2 separate regions of the Homo sapiens genome follow, and region 2 is linked to region 1. A link is an interaction called in ENCODE POLR2A ChIA-PET data of the cell type or tissue named here. Cell type or tissue: Panc1. All regions are shown on one strand. Each heading gives the region's core, and the rest is flanking DNA. Links, peaks and the distances in the headings are about the cores only. Region 1 has its middle 6.4 kb from the start of SEMG2. Region 2 holds the start of WFDC5 (WAP four-disulfide core domain 5).

The links. Peaks named below come from ENCODE experiments on the same cell type or tissue, not always from the same donor. Only the 100,000 strongest peaks of a DNase experiment are listed, where the experiment ranks them.
Region 2: POLR2A ChIA-PET joins it to region 1 with 15 read pairs; 4 of 35 experiments call an interaction of 5 or more read pairs at or near these places.

Annotation. Positions count from the first base shown.
Region 1 is chr20:45,212,292-45,217,679 of GRCh38, reverse strand. No RefSeq gene overlaps it. Among named protein-coding and RNA genes, the nearest start is that of SEMG2, 6.4 kb to the left of the region's middle. In Panc1, for the core only: no CTCF peak of the experiment used is centred there; no DNase peak of the experiment used is centred there.
Region 2 is chr20:45,111,593-45,116,980 of GRCh38, reverse strand. It overlaps WFDC5 (WAP four-disulfide core domain 5), which reads left to right and starts at 1,807. Exons shown (of 4, transcript NM_145652.4): 1 at 1,807-1,982. The coding sequence starts at 1,898. RefSeq lists enhancers at 1,370-1,869, 1,870-2,371. In Panc1, for the core only: CTCF peaks have their summits at 4,654 and 4,860 (motif pointing right); no DNase peak of the experiment used is centred there.

The DNA.
Region 1 (5,388 bases), core at 188-5,187:
TACCCTCAGCAAAGCTATCCTTCAGAAATGAAGGAGAAATAAAATCGTTCAGAGAGAATAAAAATTAAGAGAGGAGGGTGGCAGAACAAGATGGTGGAATAGAAGGCTCCAATGATCCCCCCTGCCCCCACCAAGGTCACCAATTTAACAAGTATCTGCAGAGAAAGATCACCTTTATAAGAACCAAAAAATCAGGTGAGCACTCACAGTAACTGATTTTAACTTTATATCACTGAAAGAGGCGCTGAAGGGGTAGGAAAAACACTTGTATCACTGATGCCACTCCTCCTTCATCTCCCGGTTGCAGGTATGGGGCACAGAGCATTTCTGTGCATGGGGTGAGAGAAAGCACAGCAATTATCAGTTAAAAAGTGGCGGGAATGAAGTTAAAGTATAGAGTCTTTATTAGTTTTCTTTCTCTTGTTTGTTTATGGAAGCAGTGTTAAGTTGTTGTCAGTTTAAATAATGGGTTATAAGATAGTATTTGTGAAGTGTGAGTCTTCCAACTGTGTTCCTCTTAGTCAAGATTGTACGGCTATTTGGGATCCCTTGAAATTCCAAATGAACGTTAGAACCCACTTTTCCATTTCTACAAGAAAGCCATAAAATTTTTGATAAGAATTGCATTGATTCGGGCTGGGCACGGTGGCTGTAATCCTAGCACTTTGGGAGGCCAAGACGGGTGGATTGCCTGAGCTCAGAAGTTCGAGACCAGCTTGGGCAACACGGTGAAACCCCGTCTCTAGTAAAATACAAAAAATTAGCCAAGTATGACAGCGTGCGCCTGTAATCCCAGCTACTCAGGAGGCTGAGACAGGAGAATCGCTTGAGCCTGGGAGGCCGAGGTTGCAGTGAGCTGAGATCGTGCCACTGCACTCCAGCCTGGGCGACAGAGTCAGACTCCATCTCAAAAAAAAAAAAAAAAAAAGAAAAGAAAAAGAGAGAGAATTGCAGTGATTTGATTATCACTTTGGGTAGTGTGCCATCTTAACAATATTAAGTCCTCCATTTCACAAATAAAGGATCTACATCCATTTATTTAGGTCTTTACTTTCTTGGGGAAGTGTTTTGTAGCCTTTAGTGTATAAGATTTACATGTCATGGGTAATTTATATTTCTAAGCATTTTGGTTTTTTTGACATTCTAAATAGAATTGTTTACTGAATTTTAATTTTGAATTTTTCATCATCAATGTATAGAAATACGACCAATTGTTATCTTTTAATCATGTATTCTGCAACATTGGTGATTTCATTTATTAGGTTCCATGGTTTCTTAGTTGATGCTTTGGAATTTTTTGCATATGTATTGTCTGCTAATGAAGGTAGTTTTCCCTGTTCCTTTATTTTTTTAATTTTATTTTTCTATAAGTTATTGGGGTACAGGTGGTATTTGGTTACATGAGTAAGTTCTTTAGTGGAGATTTGTAAGAACCTGGTGCACCCATCACCTGAGCAGTATACACTGCACCATATTTGTTGTCTTTTATCTTTTATCCCCCGCCCCCCTCCCACTCTTCCCCCCAAGTCCCCAAAGTCCACTTTATCATTCTTATTCCTTTGCGTCCTCATAGGTTAGCTCCCACATATCAGTGAGAATGTATGATGTTTAACTTTCCATTCCTGAGTTACTTCACTTGGAATAATCATCTCTAATCTCATCCAGGTCATTGCAAATGCTGTTAATTCATTCCTTTTTATGGCTGAGTAGTATTCCATCATATATACATATATGGGCATCATGGTGAGAGAGAGATCTATATACATATATATATAAAACAGGTTCTCTCCAAGGCACATTTTAATTGCATTGCTGAAAGTCAAAGACAAAGAAAGATTATATATATATATATGAAACACTGATATATATATAAAACATATATATATAAAACTCATATATATATATATATATATATATATATATGTCAGAGTTTCTTTATCTACTCATTGATTGATAGGCATTTGGATTGGTTCCAGGATTTTGCTATTGTGAATTGTGCTGCTATAAACATGGATGTGCAAGTATCTTTTTTGAATAATGACTTCTTTTCCTCCGGGTGGTTACCCAGTAGTGGGATTGCTAGATCATACGGTAGTTCTACTTTTAGTTCTTTAAGGAATCTCCACACCGTTTTCCATAGCAGCTGTACTAGTTTACATTCCCACCAGCAGTGTAGAAGTGTTCCCTGATTGCCGCATCCACACCAACATCTACGGTTTTTCGATTCTTTGAATATGGCCATTCTTATAGGAGTAAGGTGGTATTGCATTGTGGTTTTGATTTGCATTTCCCTGATCATTAGTGATGTTGAGCATTTTTTCATATGTTTGTTGGCCATTTGTATATCTTCTTCTTCTTTTTTTTTTTTTTTTTTTTTTTGAGACGGAGTCTTTGTCTTTCACCCAGGCTGGAGTGCAGTGGCGCGATCTCGGCTCACTTCAAGCTCCGCCTCCCGGGTCCACGCCATTCTCCTGCCTCAGCACTCCCCCCCCACCGCCTCCCGACCAGCTGGGACTACAGGAGCCGGCCACAGCGCCCGGCTAATTTTTTGTATTTTTAGTAGAGACGGGGTTTCACCGTGTTAGTCAGGATGGTCTCGATCTCCTGACCTCGTGATCCGCCCGCCTCGGCCTCCCAAAGTGCTAGGATTACAGGCATGAGCCACCGCGCCCAGCCTGTATATCTTCTTTTAAGGATTGTCTGTTCATGTCCTTAGCCCACTTTTTGGTGGGATTGATCGTTTTTTCTTACTGATTTGTTTGAGTTCGTTGTAAATTCTGGATATTAGTCCTTTGTCAGATGTATAGAATGTGAAGATTTTCTCCCACTCTGTGGGTTGTCCATTTACTCTACTGACTGTTCCTTTTGCTGTGCAAAAGCCCTTTAGTTTAATTAGGTCCCAGCTATTTATCTTTGTTTTAATTGCAATTGCTTTTTGCCTTTTGGTCATGAAATCCTTGCCTAAGCCAATGTCTAGAAGGATTTTTCCAATGTTATCTTCTAGAATTTTTATAGTTTCAGGTATTAGTTTTAAGTCTTTAATCTATCTTGAGTTGATTTTTGTATAAAGTGTGAGATGAGGATCCAGTTTCATTCTCCCACATGTGGGTAGCCAATTATCCCAGCACCATTTGTTGAAAAGGGAATCCTTTTCCCCACTTTATGTTTTTGTTTGCTTTGCCAAAGATCATTTGGCTATAAGTATTTGGGTTTATTTCTGGGTTCTCTATTCTGTTCCATTGGTCTATGTGCCTATTTTTATACCAGTGCCACGCTATTTTGGTGACTATGGCCTTATAGTATAGTTTGAAATCAGGTAGTGTGATGCCTCCAGATTTGTTCTTTTTGCTTAGTCTTGCTTTGGCTATGTGGGCTGTTTTTTGGTTCCATATGAATTTTAGAATTGCTTTTCCTAAATCTGTGAAGAATGATGGTGGTATTTTGATGCGGATTGCCTTGAATTTGTAGATTGCTTTTGGCAGTATGGTCATTCTCACAATATTGATTCTACTCATCCATGAGCATGTATCATGACATCAGCTGGTATACTCCAAGAACTAAAGGAAATCATGGAGAAAAAGACTAAAGAAAAGTATGAAAATCATGTCTCACAATATTGAAATAATTCAAGATAAGCGATGAAGTTGTAAAGTACAATCGCTGAAATAGAAATTCACCAGAGGGGCTCACCAGCAGGTAGGAATGGACAGAAGAAAAACCCAACATAATTATAGGTCAATCGAGATTATACACTCTGAGAAACAGTGAAAAAAAAAAAAAGAATGAAAAAAATGAATAGAGCTTCAAAGACCTATGGAGCATAATCTAGTGTAAAAACATATGCATAATGGGAATTTCAGAAGAGAGAATGAGGCAGAGGATATTTGAAGATATAATGGCTAAAAACATTTTGATTTTGCTTAACAATATTAATCTCCACATCTAAGAAGCTGTTGCTGGTGGGACTATAAAATGGTAGAGTCATTGTAAAAACAGTGTGTCAGTTTCTTCAAGAGTTAAACAGTGTTGCCATGTGACCCAAAAATTCCACTTCCATGATTATACCAAAGAGAACTGAAAATGTATTCACACAAAAATTTGCACATGAATGTCCATAGCAGCATTATTAATAATTAGTAAAAACAAGAGCATCTTGGAAGAAAGGAACCTTGATCTGTACCTTGCATGGAATGCACATATTAATCAATTTGAACCATAAACCTTAATATAGATGCTAAACTTATGCTGCTTCTAGGGAAAGATATCACAAACAGAACATTTTTGCAGCCTTCGAGAAGGCCAAAGTTCTTAGACACAATAATATTCAATTTAAAGGGAAAATAGATATATTTGATTCTGTCACACTTTAAAACTTCTACTCTTCTGAATACACCATCATTAAGAAAATGAAAAAAAAAAAAAAAACCCAAGCCACACACTGGGAGAAAATTTCACTCCTGGGTATTTACCACGGATAATTAAAAATATATGTTATTGTGCCTTGTACAGGGATTTATGTGATATCTTAATTCACAATCGCTCAATTGGGAACACCAAATGTTCATCTATCAGCAGATAAATGGAAGAACAAATATGGAGACTCAAACAATGTAATATTATTCAACAATAAAATAACTGCTGATACATACAAAAACAATGAATCTCAAACATTGAATAACAGTCGGACACAAAAGGTAATGTTATTATATGATTTCATTATGTAAGGATTAAAAACAAGCAAGTTATTAGTTTCTATGTCAGTATAACATTTGCCCCTGAAGGGCTTGGAGTGAATTTGAAAGGGGCATAAGGCAAGATTAATGTTCTATATGCTCATCTAGGTGTTGTGCAACCACATGTATGTGTTTGTCAATCTCATTCAAACAGATATAAGATCTGTGCATTTCTTTGTATGAATTTTACCTCTATTTCAAAGAACATATAATAAAAGATTGTTTTATTATTATTATTTCCAAATTTGTTGTCATTCTGGCACTTTTCCCTGAGCACTTGGGCTGTGATCATCTCACTCAATACATCTAAGCATCTTTATGAGATCATTATTATATCCCCTCATTAAGAGGCAGGAGGTCAGTATCAGAGATCCTGTGGCCCAAGACTATGCAAGTGGTGGGAACCAAAGTTCGTGCTAATTGTACCACAGCACACAGCATTTATGACTCTGGCTCTTTTGCTTGTTTGCATGTCAATTTATGTTTCCCTCTCCCATGCAATCAGCAACATGTCAGGGAAACTGTGTAATGTATTTCTGTCCATACTTAGAGGAGAGAATCTGTTCAGCAGACTGTAGCAGGTAATTCTAGCTTCTCTGATGCTAAGGCTCCTAGGCCCATCATAACCTCTCCTTTCTAACTGCTGGGCTGGGAA
Region 2 (5,388 bases), core at 64-5,063, 100 kb after region 1:
CATTTCATGGCTGAGCACAGTGGCTCACCCCTGGAATCCCAGCACTTTGGGAGGCCAAGGTGGGAGAATCACTTGAGTCCTAGAGTTAGAGACCAGCCTAGGCAACATAGGAAGACCCCCCATCTCTACAAAAAATAAAAACTAGCCAAATATTGGGGCGCATGCCTATAGTCCCAGGTACTCAGGAGGCTGAGGCAGGAGGACTACTTGGGTCCATGAGGTCAAGGGTTCAGTGAGCCATGATGGCACTGTGCACTCCAGCCTGGGTGACATAGCGACATTCTGTCAAAGACAGAGAGAGAAAGAGAAAGAGAGAGAGGAAAGAAGAAGGAGAAGGAGAGAAAGAAAGAAAGAAAGAAAGAAAGAAGGAGAAAGGAAAGAAAGAGAGGAAAGAAGGAAAGAAAGAAGAAAGAAATAAAAAAGGAAAGAAAGAAGAAAGAAAAAGAAAGAAGAAAGAAAGAAAAGAAAGAAAGAGAAAGGAAAGAAAGAGAGGAAAGAAGGAAAGAAAGAAGAAAGAAATGAAAAAAGGAAAGAAAGAAAAAGAAAAAGAAAGAAAGAAAAGAAAAAAGAAAGAAAGAGGGAGGGAGGGGTGGAGGGAGGGAGGGGTGGAGGGAGGGAGGAAGGAAGGGCTCATATATTTGTCCTCCAAAATAAAGCTTCCAAGGAGGTGCCAGCATTCCAAAAGCAACATCAGATCATAGAAGACAGAGCCTCTCCTATCTTAATAGCTTAGAAGACAGCACGAGAGATTCACATTAAACCCAAGGAAGAACTTCCTGCTGCCAGGGCTGTCCTGGATTGGAATGGGTAAGTGAGACAAGCCCTGTAATATCACCCTCCTTTCTCAGGATCAGATGAGGTATTGACCTGCTTTTAAAACCCAGGAACTGAATGAGGGTGATGGGGAGGCCACAGTGGGAAGTCCCAGCTTAGTCAGGAATTAGCTGCGTGTCCTTGGGCCAGTCCCCTCTCATCTCTATCTCACAGTTTCCTCGTCTTTCAAATGAGAAGGCTGAGAGAATGTACTTCGATGGAGTTTCTGTTTAGGATGTCCCTTAGGATGCCAAGTCTCAGCTCCCTCTCTTCTACCAAATGCAGGAGGCAACATCAGAGATACGAAATCTAAGGTGGGGGTCCCTGGATGAGATGACATTTTTTTGCTCAGGATCCCTTAGGGCCAGAGAAGAGGTTCCAGTGGCCACACATCTGCTGTGACCAGCAAACTTAGCCAAGCCAAAAGCCATGCTCCCCCACCCTCAACAGCCAAGCCAGCCCCAGGAAGAGGGCAGTTCTATCAGAAGCCACTGGTGATCTCACCAAAGGCGGGGTGGTCTTTCTCCCATCCACAGGACCCAAGAGGAGAGGCCAGGGCTGGCCTCACTCATTATGCCAGCCTGGGCCAGCCTTCTTTGGCTGCAAGCTCTGGCCTAACCCTAATGCCTTCTCCCTTCCTAGGCATCCAGAACTCTGCAAACCCCCACTCCTTTGCTATTCAAAGCTGACCTCTACCCGCTGCCTAGACATCGCTGGGGCTTCAACATCTTTGAGAGCCAGGATAGCAAGCATCTGCCTCAACAACCTTCACCCTGTGTACAGATGAAAAAACTGAAGCCCAGAGAGACAAGACTTGCCCAAGATCACAGCCCAAGTCACCGATACAGGCAAGACTGGATCTGAGTCCCCCACATGCAGGATGTGCCGCCACCCTATCTTCAGCTATTGTGACAGCATCCCTTGCACTGAGTCCTCGGGCCCTCAGGGGGTGGGGCCAAGATGAAGCAGGCACGGTGTCACTCCACACCCCCTCTCTTTCCTCTCCTGACTAAGTTTCTCTGGCTTCCCTGAGGCTGCAGGTGTTAATCTGGGGGGCCCTGGGCCCTGAGCCGGCAGCAGAAATATGAGGACCCAGAGCCTTCTCCTCCTGGGGGCCCTCCTGGCTGTGGGGAGTCAGCTGCCTGCTGTCTTTGGCAGGAAGAAGGGAGGTGAGTGCGGGAAATCCCTCTGCTGGGGGGACCAGATTGTCTCTACTTCTCTAGGGAGAGTAAGGGTTTGGGGGAAGGCAGGTAATGCCCTGTGGGGTGTGTGTGCGCGTGTGTGTGTGCGTGCGTGCGTGTGTGTATGTGTGGATGCCTGATTCTTAGTGCTTTCAGAAGCCTGTGTTTTTATGTGTGTACATTTGTGCCTGTCCACCTGCCTGTGTTGGTATCTGTAAGTGTCTTTTCTGCCAGTTTCTCGGTGCTTGTCTGTGCCTGTCTATATGTCAGGGGGTGGCAGGGCGGGGAATGCATGTGCCTGTGTCTGTGTAGACATGTGTCTTTGCGTCTGCTTGTCTGTGCAAAGCTCTGTCTGCACACGTACACTTAGGAATGGCTGCACGCATGTGTCTGAGCTTGGTGCCTGTCCATGTGTGTCTCTGTGCCTTCAGGTGTGGGGAGGGACCCTGTCTGTGCCTGCTGGGCTGTGGTGTGACTGGGTCAGTGGGTCCACCACCCCATCTGTGGAAGGGACTTGGGAATTGAGGAGAGGGTGTGGCTTCTGGGATCTGGGCTTTGTGGGGAGGAAGCTCTGTCTCTAACTCTCATCGCCCCCAACCTCCTGTCCCCATTCCCACCCCTGACAAGGCTGGGGCTGGCCTGCTGACAGGTGAGGGAGGGCTGCTGAGTGGCTAGACAGGTGACTCCTGATCTGGGTGAGGCCTCCACCTGCGTCCTTTTCTGGGGCTGGAACACTCCAACCTACATTCACCTGTGCAACCCTTGCCCTGCCTTAAAGAAAGGGGACAGTAATGGGGACAGGCTGAGGAAGGAAGTACACTGGTGAGCTCCAAGGCTGGACCCTGTGTTGGCTGTGATTCATGCACCATCATCACGTAACTCCTCGACAAGGTGCTGTGAGGACAGGACTATTTTCATCCCCATTTTGCAGATGAGGAAAATTGAGGCATAGCGGGGAACCACTTAACAAGGTCAAAGACTGACTCTGAGTTAGTGCCAAATGTGGCATTTGAATGCAAGTATTTGAAATCAGAAAGATTCACCTTACCAACTATTACAGCAAAAACCCAGGACTGTACAGGACAATGCACCCCCAACATAGGAAGGAGCTGAGAGACCAGAGAATGACTTAGACAAGGCCAGATTAGCAAGTGCATGAGTGCAAGTATTTGAAATCAGAAAGATTCACTTTACCAACTATTACAGCAAAAACCCAGGACTGTACAGGACAATGCACCCCCAACATAGGAAGGAGCTGAGAGAACAAAGAATGACTTAGACAAGGCCAGATTGGCAAGTGCATGAGTTTATTAGGACTTCCAGGCAGGACACTCCTGGAAGGCAACAGGACAGGTCTGGAGACTTACTCCTTGTAAAATGGGGTCCCATGCCTCTCTCTCAGGAGTAAATGGTGTCTCGAGGAATAAGGGCCTGGCACACAGTAAGCACAGCATAAGTGGGTGATTTGGGGGAGTCATTGTGTTCCCAGGGAGCACACCCCAATATTCAGCCCAGCTGCTCAGAGGCAAAGAGCTGGCACAGCAGAAACCGAGCCTGCGCAGGGCCACTCTGCATGGGCAGGTGTGACAAGCTTGTCTCTCCCCCAGTTCACCACACCTTGTCCCCCACTGGTTTCTCTCCTGTAAGACATTGCCGAGCTGTTGGTAGAATTTCAGACAATGGAGGAAGGTGACGAAGCCAAGGGAAGGGAAGTCTCAGTTTGTTGCCTGTGGAAGCCCAGCCGCCTCTGTTTATAAGAGCTCCCCATTCTGCCCCCTTCTCACTCAAACGTCTGGGTGTCTCTGATACAAAGAGCCTGGCATAGTCCCTGATAAACAGCAAGTGCCTAATTAAATGCTGTCAGTGGTTATGTGGTATTGGGAAGATATATGTGTCTGTGTAGCTCTGTGCATATGATTCTGTATATATGACTGTGTATGCTTATGTATGTCTCTCTGTTCACATACATATGCTATATATTTATATATTTATATACATAACTGTGTGTGTCTGAGTGTCTATCTGTGTGTATGTATCTATGTGGGTAGGCATGTGTAAATGACAGTGATTATGTTCCAGCTCATATGTACATACATGACTGCCTGTTTATATATGTTTATAAATATATTGCATATATATAACTCTCTGATATATGTCCATATGTATATATGTGTGTATTAAGTTGAACCATGTAAAATTGCTACTTTTGTAGATAAAACAGTTGACTATCTGCAGTTTCCTACTGTTAAGCCTGTAGCTAATTGTGTGTCTAGATCTAAATGTGCTTGTGTATTTGACTATGTGTGTATCGTCTGTGTGTACAAGTGTATATATTTAACCATGTTTGGATACGATTCTTTTGCTCTCTAAGTCTACACACCCATGGCGCATGCATCTGGATGACCATCTGTGTGTGTGACTGTCTCGATGTACACATCTGTGAGTGGAGAACCTGGTTTGGAGGGACTGTTAGGAAAGGCAGGCAAACAGAGTGAGTGTGACCACCCAGAGCCTCTCACGCCGGCTCTGCACACGCCAGGCTTTTATCCCCACCTCCACATTGCAGCTATCGCAGTTCTTCCACTGGAAATGCCAGCTGTCATGCCCCATCCCTATCTGTCCATTCCCCAAGGCCAGCCCCAGGCCCCTCGCCACAGAAGCTCTCCCTGCCTGACCCACCCGGCTCCACCGGCTTTGAGTGCACGCAGCTCCGTTTGGCCCACCCTTTGAGGCCTGCGCACCTTTGACTTGGACTTGTGAATTCAGGGCTAAACCTTGGACCTCAGACAGTTTCCCAGGAACCCTCCCATCACCCCCACCACCCCAAACCCACACTTTTTCCCCCTCCCCACGCCAAGCCTCTCTTTCTCCAGCAGGGGGCAGCAATTTAATTTAAACCAACCCGATGTGACAGCTGAAGTTGACTTAGCGCACGTAGGATGTGAGCAAGGTGCCTACTTATGTGTGCAGCCAGCACCCAGGCAGGGGGCTGAGGGGGAGGGGCGGACACAGAGGTAAAGTCACAGAACCAGATCCAGCTGCCCCTCGGAACTCTTGAACATTTTCTCTGATGCTGGATTGAATTGAAGACCTGGGACCTGCTCCATCCCTACAGCTCAAAGACAGCTCAGGGTGGACACTCACAGAGGTCAGAGGGAGCCGGGCCCTGGGAGTCCTAAGCCCAGCCCATGTGGGTCTGGACAAGTCACTGCCCTTTTCAGGCCTTGATTTCCTCCTCTACATGGAGGAGGATACTGATTTCCAGCTTTGTGCATGAAATATGAACATGGCCCAAAATCCCAGCAAGAAGAATGTTAGGTAAGCTCTGGGACAGGACACTCTATACCATTCAGAGGAACGCCTCAGAGACAGAGTTAACGCCTGATCCTCGAAA